Regions from separate parts of the Homo sapiens genome. Here region 2 is linked to region 1. The links are chromatin contacts, found by Hi-C in ENCODE. All regions are on one chromosome and are shown on one strand. Each heading gives the region's core, a stretch centred on a gene start or an enhancer-like site at or near the end of the contact. The rest is flanking DNA. Distances are from core to core; before and after follow the strand shown.

Region 1 (7,308 bases), core at 1,824-4,323:
TGTTAAGTGACAGCTAATTGGTTTAGACATCAGCTGCTATAGAAGGTTAGAAAAAGGTGAAATGACTTACACTTAGGGTAGAGAAAAAAACGTTGATGTGAGGTGTGAGCTAAAGATTCAGATAAGTAGAAAAAGACATTCCAAAAAGAATGGTAAGAGTAGGGCACAGATACAGGAAAACACAAAGTGTGTTTGGAGTAGGGGGTCAATGAACTGTGGCAGGAATGATAAAATTAGGGAGGGAGAAAGACCTAGAATAGAATGCACAAGTGTCCCTGAAAATTTTAAAGTTCCAGAATTATCCCAAAACTAACTTGGAAGTTTACTCTGTTGCTGGACAGAGGGCTAGAATAGTATACTTTCAATATGACTTCATTCATTCATTTAGTTTGTTATATGGCAGTTTAGCGGTATGTGTATTAGGTGCTGTAGACACAATGAAATTAGAATATGGCTCTTTGTACTCAAGAAGATCACAGTCTAATGTGGAACACAGAGAAGTACACAAGAATTAAAACCCATACTGAAGGTCATACCATGTCAAACTTGGGGCACATTTGGCAGTTCACCAAAATCCTGTTCCAATGAAGTAGGCTCATGTGAATAGTGGGAAACACAGAATAGAGGCCAAGGAGGGAGTCATCATCATTTATGTCTTCAATATTGTAACATAGGACATTTGTACTGACAACTTATGAGGGCTGTAAGTTATATATAGAAAACATTCCCCCCAATTCCCCCTTTTTTTACTGTTGGGAAAAAGAAAAGGAGGAGATACAGGGAAAAAAAATTCACAAGAGGAAGTCAGGCCCCCTTAATAAGCAAATGTTTTTAGAAGAGAAAAAAGATGAAGAAATTTTGTTATTTCTAATTGCTAGCATTTAATCATAGCTATCACTCACAGATCACATACTACTTGCCTGGCACTGTTCTAGATGCTTTGCATGTATTAACTCAGTTACCACAACAACCCCATGAGACAGGTACTATTATTATCCCCTTCCATACATACCTTCTTAGAGATGGCCAAGGCACCAAAGACAGTAAGGAGGAGGAGCCAGGGTTCAAGTTCAGCCCTGTTCTTAACCAGCACATAACACAGCTTTCTCATAAGTGTGAAGATCCTAGGGGGTAACAGTAGTACATGGGGAGGGGAAGCCCTCAGAAAGATGTCAGATAAAGATCAGTTAAACCTAAGAAAAGCTAAAATGGGTGGAGTAAATTGATGGGAAGAGCCTACATTATTTTACTTTGTAATGGTGGTTAGAATTACATAAACAGGAAATGGTTTCCTTTTAGTAACTAATAAAAACAGTATCTAATATTGATTAAGCATCTATATGTGTCTGGTACTCCCCACAGGTACCATTATTACCACCATTTTGCAAAAAGAAAATTGGAGATTCGTGGTTAAATAGAAAGAGGTTTGTTTAATCTTTATCACAATTCACACAGTTAGCAAGGACTAGTGCGTCTAATCTTTACTACCACACTATACTCATTATCCCTACAATTACCTTATGGTTATCAGCCTTGTGGATTCTACTGATCTGTTAGAATGCCAAAAGTCCTACTGTGCTGGAGTGGAATCAGGGTATGGCATTGAGGGGTAAGTCTATATTTCTTTGACAGGGTGGCTGGCTCTTTATGGCATTTCAGAACAAGAAGAATTATTTGAGATTTTGGATAATCCATGTCTCTGCCTCCATCCAAGGGTGGACAATTGTTGATCTCTTTCCAATATCTAATATTTGCATATTAACTGCTCTTTCTCTTAAAGTAAGATATTTCACCTACCTGACACATTTCAACTTGTAAACTCCAGATGCAGGCATGAAAATCATATCTCTTTTCAAGTTCAAAGAACAGAAAACCATAATCAACTATAGTACAGGAATTGGAGATTGCATTATTCCTGTTGAATTCTGGTGGCCAAATAAAAATCTACTTACTATTTGATACAAATAAAGGAAAATGTATCAACAACTCCATAGAACAGAGAGAAATCAGTCATATTCTTAAAGTCATTAAAGGGAAAAGATACAAATGATGTTGATTGGATATCTTCCATATGCTGTGCATTTGACATACTTTATAGTAACTCATGTTGTTCTCAGAATGATCCATGGCTTATGATCTCACTTCATATAGGAAGCAACTGAACTACAGCATGGTTAAGTAAGTTCCTCCCAGTCAAAAAGCTGAGTAGCAGAGACAGCTTAGATATGCTTACGTTTTCTTTGTACTATGTTGCCTTTACTAGGAGACAGTAGAGTGGAAATCAACTCTCTGTTTCTGTCAGAATTGTTATGAAGACTGGACATACCTTGAACAATAAAAAAAAAGACTAGAGGTTTAAAGGCAGAAATAATGCAAAGCAAAAGGGCAAAGACTGTTGTTAACATTGGACAAAAGATCTGTATGTTAGCATTTAAAAGAATTTTATTTCTGATCATAATTTCCCGAATCTCTCGCTCCATTTCCATTTCTCATGAAGATGTGCAAGTGTAACACTGAATTTATTTTCCAAGGAAAAGAGCTAGGACTATTACTAATAAGAAAACACACTTTTGCATTTCTGTAGTTTTATAAAGTGTCCCCCACCTCCTTCCAAATGTTAAATGCTTGACTATAATGTGAAAGGTTCACTTTTATTCATTTACCTTTCTCAAATTTGTCTTTTGCAAGAAATGTGCTGGTCTAAATTTGATTCTGTTAACGACACTCTACTTAGGCTTTAAATGGCTTAACTGTGTCTAAGAGCACAACCGAAGACTAATCTGACTGAGACTGATAAGACTGTCCATGTGGTTTTGACCCTTGGAGAGGATAGTGGGAGGATATTATCCTTTCTACTTTGTGCTGTTCTCAGAGGACAGTCACAAATGTGTAAACAAATGTGAAAGAGAAATAAAGGGGACAGCCAGATTGCCAGAGATCCATTACTTTACCCCTGGGGTATGTGGCTATTATAGAACTGGGGCAAATGCCAAGAGCACTGAATTCAAAGGGACACTCCCTGAAGTGATTCATCTATTTAGACAACATCAGAGGAATATCAGATCAGATCCTACTGTGTGAAGAGGTTACACCATGGGCATTTGGTAGTCACTTTGGGAATTATATTAATTTACAGCAGCCTGAGTACACAGTGCCAATGTGTCATTAAAGGTGAAGGCAGAATCTATTTCTATTCAAGATGGAAAGGGCAGTTGGTTGTGCATTTTTTCCTTTCAGCCACACTTGCAAACATGGATGGTAGCCATGGTGAGTTTGAAAGATAAAGGCTTACTAAGTAATATTCTGGTGTCTTAAAAGAGTTAATGCTTTCATTAATCTCATCTAGTAAGAACTGACTTAAAGAAGCTTTAAAAAAAATCAGGGACCAATTCACCATTCTGTAAAGAGAGGCAAAGTGAAACAGGAGAAAAACAACCAGGCTCTGAAGTCAGGAAACCTGGGTTGGAGCCAGGGCCGCCACTTTCTAGCAGTGGAATCTTGGACAAGTAATTAAACCTATCTGAGACTTAGTTTACTCATATGTAAGATGGACATACTAACAACATCCTCTTTACAAAGCTGCTGTGTAATCAAGATGATATATAGAAAATCCATCTATAACTTGAACTCTGCTATACAAAGTTTAGTCATTACTGCTATATTGGAAAATAAAAACATACAAACAAAAAGAATTCCTTTGAATGTAATTCAAATTTTAGTTTCCTGAACAGGAATGTTGAATAAATTTGGAGTTCACGTTCATCATCTGTCTTCCAGGGTTCAAAAAGACAAAGGTGGCTGGAGTCATTTCCTGACCCCAAATCCAATGATCAATTTGTTCTTTTATGGATCATATTTTTGGTGTTATACCTAAGAAATCTTCACCTAATCCCAAGCCATAAAGATTTATTTTCTATGTTTTCTTTTAGAAGTTTTGTAATTTTAGGTTTTATATTTAGGCCTGTGATTCACTTTGAGTTAATTTTTATACATTGTGAGATAAAGATCACAGTTCAGCTTTTCATTTTTTATTCTATAATTTTTTTCATGCATATAGCCTTCCAATTACTCCAGCACAATATGTTGAAAAGACTGTCATTTCTCCACTGAACTGCTCTCACATCTTTGTCAAAAATCAATTGTCTATATACAAGTGAAATGATTTCTATTCGGTTCCGCTGATCCTGTCTATCTGTATGCCAATACCATATAGCTTTATGATATTCTTGAAATCAGGCTATGTTAGCTCTCCAACTGTGTTCTGTTTTCAAATTGTTTTCCCTATTCTAGGTCCTTTGCATTTACACATGAATTTTAGAATCAGTTTTCAATTTCCACAAAAAACCTGTAGGGAATTTGATTGGGACTGCATTAAATGTATAAATCAATATGGGGAGAATATTGATTCTTCCAAGCCATGAAAAAGGTATTTTCTTTTATTTGTCCATTTACTTAGGTCTTCTGTATGTCTTTCAGTAATGTTTTATAGTTTTCCATGTATATATCTCATATATCTTTTGTCAGATATATTCCTATGTTTCATTTTTAAATGCTATTATAAATGTATTCTTTTAAACATTTTTATTTCTAATTGTCATTACTAATATAAACAAATACAGTTAAATTTTGCATATTTCTCTAGTAGATAGCAGCCTTGCTCAACTCACTTATTCTACTAGCTGCTTTTGTGGATTTCACTGAATTTTCTATATAGACACTTGTGTCATCTGTAAATAGAGACAGCTTTACATCTTCCTTTCCAATCTGGATACTTTATATTTCTTTTTCTCCCTATTGTACTGTCTAACCCCCCTAGTTAAATGTTGAACAAAAGTAGTAACAGCAGCCATCCTTATCTTGTACTCAACAGTAGTAGGAAAGAAAGCATTTGGTTTTTTTACTACGAAGTATGGTGTTGGTTTTTCACAGATGGCCATTGATTGAGAAAGTTCCCTTCTATTCCTGGTTTGCTATTCCTGGTTTGCTAACAGTTTTTATCAGAAATAGATATTGGATTTTGTTAAATGCTTTTCCTGCATCTACTGGGATGATCATAGATTTTTCTAGTTTTTTAATATGGTGAGTTAAATTAAATTTTGAATGTTAGACAAACCTTCCATTTATGGGATAAACCCCATTTTGTCGTGGTCTTTTGTATATGTTGTTGAATTAAATTTGCTACAATGTTTTTCAGAATTTTTTTTCTCTTTTTATAGAGATATTGACCTGTAGTTCTGTTTTCTTGCAATGTCTTTGTTTTTGATATTTGAGTAATGCTGGCTTCATGAATTAGGTTGGAAAGTATTGCCTCTAGTACTTCAATTTTCTGGAAGAATTGTGTAGGATTGGTATTATGTCTTAAATATTTGGTAGAATTTTTCCAATTAAACTATATGTCCTGGAATTTTCTTTGTTAGAAGGTTTTAACTACAAATTCAATTTCTTTAGTAGGTCTAGGGCTGTTCAGGTTATCTATTTATTTTTGAGTGTGCTTTGGTAATTTGTGTTTTTCAAGAAATGTGTCCATTTCATCTAAATGTCACATTTATAGGCATAAGCTGTTCACAATATTTCTTTATTGTGTAGATATACCAGTATCTCTACAGACTTGGTAATTACGTCATCTCTCTCATTACTGATATTAGCAATTTGTGTCTCTTATTTTCATGATCAGTCTGGCTAGAGAATTACTAATTTTACTTAATCTTGTCAAAGAAGCAAATTTTGGTTTCACTTGTTTTTCTATTGTTTTTCTGTTTCCTATTTCATTAATTTCCACTTTAAGCTATATCATTTCATTTCTTCCTCTAATTTTGGGCTTTCTTTGCTCTTTAATTTCTATCTTCCTGAGGTAGAAAATGAGGTTACTGATTTGAGACCTTTCTTCTTTACCAAGATAAGCATTTAGCACATAAATTTCCTCCAACATATTGGTTTAGCAGTATCCCAGAAATTCTGATACGTTGTATTTTCGCATTAATTCAGTTCAAAATACTTCCTAATTTCCCCTGTTGACTTTCCCCTTGAGCTATTTGGAAGTATGTTATGTAGTTTTTCAAATATTTGAGGATTTCTCAGAAATGTGTCATTGATTTTAAATTTAATTCTACTGTATTTAGAGAACATACTTTGTATTACTTGAATCTTTTAAAGTTTACTGACAATGTCTTTATGGCCCAGGATATTGTCTATAATGGTAAATTTTTCATGTACATTTGAAAGGAATGTGTATTCTGTCGTTGTTGAGTGAAATGTTCTATAAATCAATTGGGTCAAGTTGATTGATAGTGTTATATCATTGATGATTTTATATCTTCTTGTTCTATAAATTATTGACAAAGGGGCTTTGATAACTCTAGCAATTATTGTGGATTTTGTCTACTTCTTCTTATGGCTTTATCATTTTTTTTCCTCATTATCATGTATTTTGCAATTTGGTAATTAGGTATACATGTATTTAGGACTGTTTTGTTCTTTTGAATTAGCCCACTTATCATTATGAAATTATCTCCTTTAACCCTTTTAATATTCTTTGTTCTAAAACCTACTTTGTCTAATGTTTATATAGCCACTTCAGCTTTCTTTTGATTAGTGTTAGCATGGCATATATTATTCATCCTTTTTACTTTTAATCTAGCCGTATCTTTATATTTAAAGTGTGTTTGTTTTTGGCAGCATATAGTTATGTCCTGATTTTAAAAATCTAATCTAACAATCCTTGTTTTTTTATTGGAGCATTTAGACCACTTACATTTATTGTCATTGTTGGTATAATTAGGTTTAGGTCTATCACTATCACTATTTGTTTTCTATTTTCACCATATATTCCTTGTTCCATCTTTTCTCTTTTTTTTCTGTCTTCTTCTGGATTAACCAAGTATTTTTTATGACTCCTATTTTATCTCCTTTGTTGATTTATGAGCTATAGCTCTTGGTTTTGTTATTTTAGTGAATGTAAAGCATTTTTTAAAGTGAAAGTTTTCCAACAAAATGCCAAGGAAGATACAAATCTGACTCTCTGTAAGACTCTATGGTTATGTATTTTGTCTTCAATTTTTGGAGGGGCATTCTATGAATGGGCTGAAACCTCAAGATGAAATGAATGCTGGCAATTAACAATCTCTTAAATGGGGCCAAGATTCCAGAATACATCTTATTGTTTATAAGCAAATTCAATCATAGCTACTGCAGAGCTGAAGTGAGATTTTTTTCAACTAGCTGAAAATTCCTATTTTTAAATGATGTATAGCTCTTAGTGATGCCATGCTGAATTTCTTAATAAGTATTAAACATTAGACATTGTGTTTA
Region 2 (6,876 bases), core at 4,182-6,681, 46 kb after region 1:
TTCTTAGAAGACAAAAAATATATGCTGCTCCAAGGAAATAATGGATCCATCTATGGGTCAATATTTTTATGTGTGTGCGTGTGTGTGTGTGTGTGTGTGTGTGTGTGTGTGTGTGTGCTTTGCTCCACTTTCTAAATTTCTTACACCTAAAGTTATGTTGAATACATACATACATATATATACAAAGTATATGTATATAGTATCTTATACATATACATATGTATATCTCATATATATTTATATATAGTCTGTTTCTATAAGTGAAACAACCCAAGTACTCTTTATTTTCATAAATGAATTAGTAGTATTTCTAACATATATTAATAGTTTCTTATTGCCCAAAGTTTAGAATCAAGAGTCCCTTTCCTTTTACCCATGGAAACACACAGATTTTATTTTTAATTTCAGTTCTCCATTACATGTTTTTTTTTAAGCTTTTATTTTAAGTTCAGGGATACATGTGCAGGTTTGTTATAGAGGTAAATAGTGTGTCAAGGGGGTTTGCTGTACAGATTATTTTGTCACCCAGGTAATAAGCATAGTACCCGATAGGTAGACACATGAACACATATGTCCATCACAGCACTATTCGCAATAGTAAAGACATGGAATCAACCTAAATGCCCATCAATGGTAGACTGGAGAAAGAAAATGTGGTACATAAGTTCTCTGTTTTATATACCCTGCATGAGGGCAGCCAAGTTAATGCTATAATCATCACTTAGTGTATTTGGGAGAAAAGAAGTTACCTGTTACCTGTTCTACAAATTAATAAATATTTCTGCATTTTTGTTTCCTATGCAAATGTACATATACACACATATATGGTTTATAAAAATGGTAACATACTATACAAATGTTTTGTAATTTTAATTTTTTTTTTTTTTTTGAGACAGAGTCTCGCTCTGTTGCCCAGGCTGGAGTGCTGTGGCACAATCTTGGCTCACTGCAACCTCCACCTCCTGGATTCAAGCAATTCTCCTGCCTCAGCCTCCTGAGTAGCTGGGATTACAGGAGCATGCTACCATGCCCGGCTAATTTTTGTATTTTTAGTAGAGACGGGGTTTCACCATGTTGGTCAGGCTGGTCTCAAACTCCTGACCTTGTGATCCACCCGCCTCGGCCTCCCAAAGTGCTGGGATTACAGGTGTGAGCCACCACAGCCGGCCTGTAATTTTAATTTTTAAACTTAATGAGGTATGATAAGCATCTTTCCATGCCAGCGTATAGAGTTCTACCACTCTTCATTAACACTGCCTGGTATAAATTGTGTGGATGGAGTCATATATATCTTAGCCCTGTAATCTCATTTAACTTCTAGGTACCTCAATGTTTGTCTAAGTAAAGGTAACCTACCTACAAGGAAGATTTTCAAGGAAAATATTTAAGTAAAGCACTTAGCACAAGGCTGGAACAGAATGTGCTCAGTACATGGAGCTATATCAATATATCTATTCCATAATATTACTATTAAGGGATTATTCTATTAATATTGTCATTAATAGATAACTGAATTATTTCCAATTTTGACTTCAATAAATAAGACTGCAACACACTAATTGCAGCCTTGGGTGTGGATTTCTACAGAATAAACTCCAAAAAAGTGGAACTGCTAGGTCAATGTTATGCCCATTTTAAGTTTTGCTAACATGGCCAAATTTCTTTTCAGAGAGGCCTTTTCCAGTGGGCACTCTCACCAGCAATGGGTGCTGCTTGCTGGCTACCTTTTGGGGAAGGCAAAGTAAGGGGAAGGGATTTTATCAGTCTCTGGAAGAATGTATAGAGTACTGTAAGGCGAAAAGAGAGGGCCATTCTGTGGAGAGGTGTCACGAGTTCCCAAGGCCACTTTCAGGCTTGATGATTCATGAGAAGAACTTACAGGCTTCAGAAAAGCTGTTAAATTCACAGGGTATCGTTTACTATAGTGAAAGGACGCAGATTAAAATTAGCAAAGGAAAGGGAGAAGGTACATGTTTGGAAGTCCAGAAGAAACCAGGTGCAAGGTTTTTGTGGTCCCCTCCCCATGGAGTCTCATGGGGATGTGTCTAATTCTCCCAGCAACAATGTATGACAACACATGCTCAATGTTGCCAACCAGAAAGGCTCACATGAGCCTTGGTGTCCAGAGTTGTTATTGGAGATCAGCAATATAGGCCCCTTAACTGACCTCAGCTACTGAGATTCCAGCCTCCCCCTACCTAAAAGAAAAAAAAAAGTCTTCACCATAAATCACATCGTCAGGATAAATTTATCTGTACAGCATGGTCCAAGGCCTCAGGCATACAAAAAGACTCTTATCTGGAAGAATATTTCAAGAGCTCAGAGGTTAATTCCCAGGAGCTGACCAAGGGCTAGTCCTGAAGGCAGGCATTTCTTTGAAATGTGCAGGATTTGAATAACCCAGGCCTGCTGAGTTAACCCCTTCCTTCCTGCCCAGGGCTGGGAAGGGGATGGCATAAGCAAAGCAGTGAGAAGGAGGTGTATAAAGCACAATTAGGGACAAGAGTGGGATCTGGTATTTTAAAGAGAAGAAGAGAAGGAAATTAAGGGGAAAAGTAGGTTGAGTCAAATCATGAAGAGTCTTAAATACAGATAAGCACAGGTTTGAGGAAGATTAATCTGGTAGTGGTTTTAAAGATGAGTTGAAGTCAAAAGAGTCTGGAGCCTGGGGAACCTGTTAACAAGCCCGAGACAGGAGGTGCTAAAGCAGCACGATAGGCATGAAAATGGAAGGGATCTGCCCAAACAAGACTTCAAGAGTTGCCGAAAATAGGTGGACAAAGGTGAGGGGAAGGAAAAGGTAAGAATTTCCTAGGAATATAAGCTTCTGTGGTTATAGGTAAAAGCCTCTGTTGACAGGAATAAAGCTGTTAGTACAGCCACATTCATATATTCATATAGTCACATTCATATATTCAACAACTATTTATTAGAGGCTTATTAAGTACCAAACTATTTGTCTTCATAGTGTGTTCCATGAACTACAGGCACCCCATCACCTGGGGGAGCTTGTTGACAAAGCATTTCACTCTTCCCAAGAGCTACTGAATTCAAGTCTCTAGCACAGGGTTTGGAAATCTACATTTTTAACAAGCACTCAGATACTCTTATCACCCACAAAGTCTGAAATTCTCTGTTAATTATGGGTCCCAGAAAATCGTCTATGTTGGGAATTTAACTAGTCATGCATAACTTAACCGTGAGGATATGTTCTAAGAAATATAAGGCAATTTTGTTGTTTTGCAAACATCATAGAGTGTACTAACACAAACCTTGATGAACAGTCTACTACACACCTAGGCTAGGTGATACAGCCTATTGCTCCTAGGCTACAAACCTGTACAGCATGTTACTGTACTGAATACTGTAGGCAACTGTAGCAAAATGGTATTTGTGTATCTAAACACAGGTAAAAATAGAAAAGGTACAGTAAAAATATCGTAGGATAATCTTATAGGACCACTGACGTATATGTGATCTGGTGTTGACTGAAACACCATTATGTGGCACATGACTGTATATCTCAAACGGTGAAAATAGGAAGAAGAAAAATGGCATAAAGAAAGATCCTTTTTTTCCTACCAGCAACTCAAGATGAGAGTTTGTCTTGCATGATATGTGTTTCAAATGTAGGCACTTGGGTGAAGCAGAAACTACCATTTTATTTTTCTGGGTAGTAAAACACACACACACACACACACAAATATGGCACACAGGCCTTGATGTTATAAAATGATGGTTAAACTTTGGAGACTTGAGTCATGTTCAAGTGTACAGTCCAGGTATGCAATCTATGATTATGAAAAGCACAGCCCTTCTTTACCAAGCATGACAAGGTCTTTGCCTAGTACAACCCATGACTGCTACAAAAAATATATACCATGCATTTATTTTAGAAAGAAGCACATTAAGAAGACGTCTTTAAATATAGAAAGTAGAAAATCTTATTTAAATTTGGGCAACCCTTTAGACCTTAGAATGTTTATAAAGGAGATTTTTTAAAAATGAAGTTTCAGAGGAAGGAAACATTGCAATTGACAGGTCAGGGCTCAGTGTATAAGACTAATTAAATAAAAAGCCATATATATATATTTTTCTCTCCTCTCTTCTTCACCAAGCTTCTCTCTTTCCTCCTTCTTTTCCTTTCATAAATGAGTCTTTTCTGCTCCTGGTTGTCAGTGCAGAAGACAGCATGTTCCAGAATATGCAGCTTTCCTTGTTTAATACAATGTTGATGGTTTCTTTCATTAAATTTTAGCATCCTTGTGAAAATCTGGCAAATACTATGATACATGCTATCTCCATTAAATGTATTAAAATAACATTCAATCAGGAAATTAGTTAAGTATTCTCTAAATAAATTATATTTGAGATGCTGCATATAAAATATGGTAATTGTGGGAGCAAATCAAATTATACATAATATTTTAATGTTCTGTTAGATGAAGTTGAATTGAGCAGAAAAAAAAACAACCTTTAGAGCCAGACAGATCTCAGTTTGATTTATGGCTCCAGATTCAGGGAAGTTATTTAGGCTTTCTGAATCCATTATTAAATTCTCATCCATTATCATTGTTTCTGAATGGGGCATAATTGGCATTTGAGGCAGGAGAATTCTTTGTTGCGTGAGGTATTTCTCAGCATTGCATGGCAGTTCCCACACCTATGTCCCTCCTTCTTCTAGCAATTAAATGCTAGCAGCATTCCCACCTCCAGTATTCCCACAACCAAATACCTGGACAAATTTGCAAATGCCCTGTAGGAAGGCGGTGACTCTCCTAGTTCACAGCAAGTGTATTAAATGGATTATAATAATACCTCTTCAAGTTGGAAGGCTTAAATGAGAACATTTTCCTGGCACTTTTGAGTAAACAAAAAGGTAGTTAAGAAAATGTGTTGAGGTCAGTCAGACCTGGGCTCTGTTCCAGCCCTGTCAATAGTGTCTCTGTGTAGCAAATTGCTTAATCTAAACCTGAGCATCTCATCTATAAAATTACAATAGGTGTAATACCTGACTCAGAGGATTATTTGAGGATTCAATGAAGTAACATATGCCAAGCTCTAAGCACTGATCCTGGTGCAGTCAGCTCTTAGTCAAGTTGGCTATAGTTGCTGCCTCATTATTAAGGCCAGACTCCTGAGACTGGGGAAAAGCAGGTAGCAAAGAAATATGATGCCTTGTTTGAGAAGTTTTACAAAAACAGGATATAAAAAGTAGTTGGAGAAAGTAGTCAGCTCCCCCCGGCAACAAGATAGTGGACTGCCATGTATGTTTGAAGGCAGAGGGAAAGTAGACACTGGCGAAACTGAGGCTGAGATCCAAGAAGATAGAAAGGTGACAATGTGAGATGTAATGAAGAAGTCAGGAGGCTTGGGCACACAGGGCGACAGGGCAGCCCTGGCATTCACTGTGGCTTTTCCAAGTATGAAGCTGTTTTTACACATTTGTAGAGTTAGCCCAATTTCATTGGGATTTTCACCTGCTCCACACTTTATTAGTGCCTCACACTAAAAGTGATGGCCAGCAACCAACCGAGCCGCTTTAATGTTATCAAACTCAAGAGAAAGGCATCTGGAACTGAGTGTTCTGGCTAAAAATAAGGAAGCCCAATCTAGTTTGAAATGAAGCAATCTTCTCCCTAAAAATTCTTCCTGGGGCTAGATCTTAGCCTCAGAGCCCTGAAATCTAATAGCAATTTAAGGAACACTTTTTCATTTTCTTCGAGTACATTTTCAATGATCTTTTTAACCCTCAGTTGTCCTTTCTTTTCTTCTAACTTCTATTAGCAGCATTAAAAAACCTTTTCTTTTCGGATTCATTCCAATGTCCTTTCAGTCTCTAATCTCACCTTCCTATGTCAAGAGGTATTTTGCAACACAATTATTTTCCTTCCTAAAAACTGCAGCTGTTCCCTCTACACTCTCTGTGAGGATCCAGAGATCACAGGAAAAACATGGTCTCTGGCTTTTGGGGGGTGGGACTTTGTGTCTTCTTGAGCATTTGGTCAGCCTTTTAAAATTTTTAATTAAGAAAATACAAAATCCATGAAATTAGAAAAATAGTAACATTGATTACAATGGTAATATTGCAGGCTGCATTTCAAAAATTAAAAAATTAAGGGGAAAAATCAAGTTTTAAAAATGATAGTCCTATTCTAAAGCTGCATAGGAAGCAACTGAAAAGTTAAAAATAGCAGAAAAATACTAACTCTTTAGGTAAAGGATCCTCTACAGGACATTACTCTTTGGAGATGTTCTATAAATCCAGGGGTTTATGATTCAGGAGACTCTTCTTACCCTGCCTTCACTTGGAGGTTCACAATGCAGATCCTGGGAGTCCAGAAGACAATAACTTACATGATTTATTTTATATCAGTCCCTTCCAAACCTATCTAAGGAACGGATGTGCTTTTTATGGAATGCCTATTAAAATCTCACAGAACAAATTAATATGTTGAAGAAACAGGATTTACATTTTGTTTTTGTTTTGGTGGTTGTTACTGTTTTTCATTTTCTTAAACTTCTAATGCATTGATGACTTAGATTTTTGTTAAATACAAAAATCATATATTTGGATGTCATGACAATAGCAAATTACTACAGAAGTTTCTAATCACTTTTCAATATCTAATCCATTGTAAACTAATTACACATAGTTTGCTGATGGGCACTGGTCCATGGACCACACCAAGGAGCTATTCTTTTATCCATGCTGTATACCCTTTAATCTTGATGCATATTATGAGGACGGGGACAACAGAGTAAATAAAAAGCTTTTCCCTCTAAAAAGTAGAATAATGGGTACATGACTTATTGAAAAGCAACATTCCTTTATCTTATTCATCAAAGGCACTTTATACACAAACAATCTTGTAA

The links. A loop is a pair of places that touch in the nucleus more often than their neighbours do. Pooled maps may share reads with other maps.
Region 2: a loop to region 1 is called in a map of psoas muscle, with 2.9 times the contacts of the local background. The contact joins two enhancer-like sites. A Hi-C loop is called at or near these places in 5 of 168 maps with a recorded cell type or tissue (CD14-positive monocyte, gastrocnemius medialis, heart left ventricle and 1 more), 1 of 37 single-sample maps with no recorded cell type and 2 of 50 pooled maps.

What each region holds. Positions count from the first base shown.
Region 1 is chr10:88,425,703-88,433,010 of GRCh38, forward strand. The region is part of intron 4 of RNLS (renalase, FAD dependent amine oxidase); the gene reads right to left. Among named protein-coding and RNA genes, the nearest start is that of RNLS, 150 kb to the right of the region's middle. Within about 2 kb of position 3,074, at least 2 of the 41 ENCODE cell types and tissues checked have a DNase peak (open chromatin) inside an H3K27ac peak, as active enhancers do.
Region 2 is chr10:88,469,745-88,476,620 of GRCh38, forward strand. All of the region lies in intron 4 of RNLS (renalase, FAD dependent amine oxidase), which reads right to left. Among named protein-coding and RNA genes, the nearest start is that of RNLS, 110 kb to the right of the region's middle. Within about 2 kb of position 5,432, at least 10 of the 41 ENCODE cell types and tissues checked have a DNase peak (open chromatin) inside an H3K27ac peak, as active enhancers do.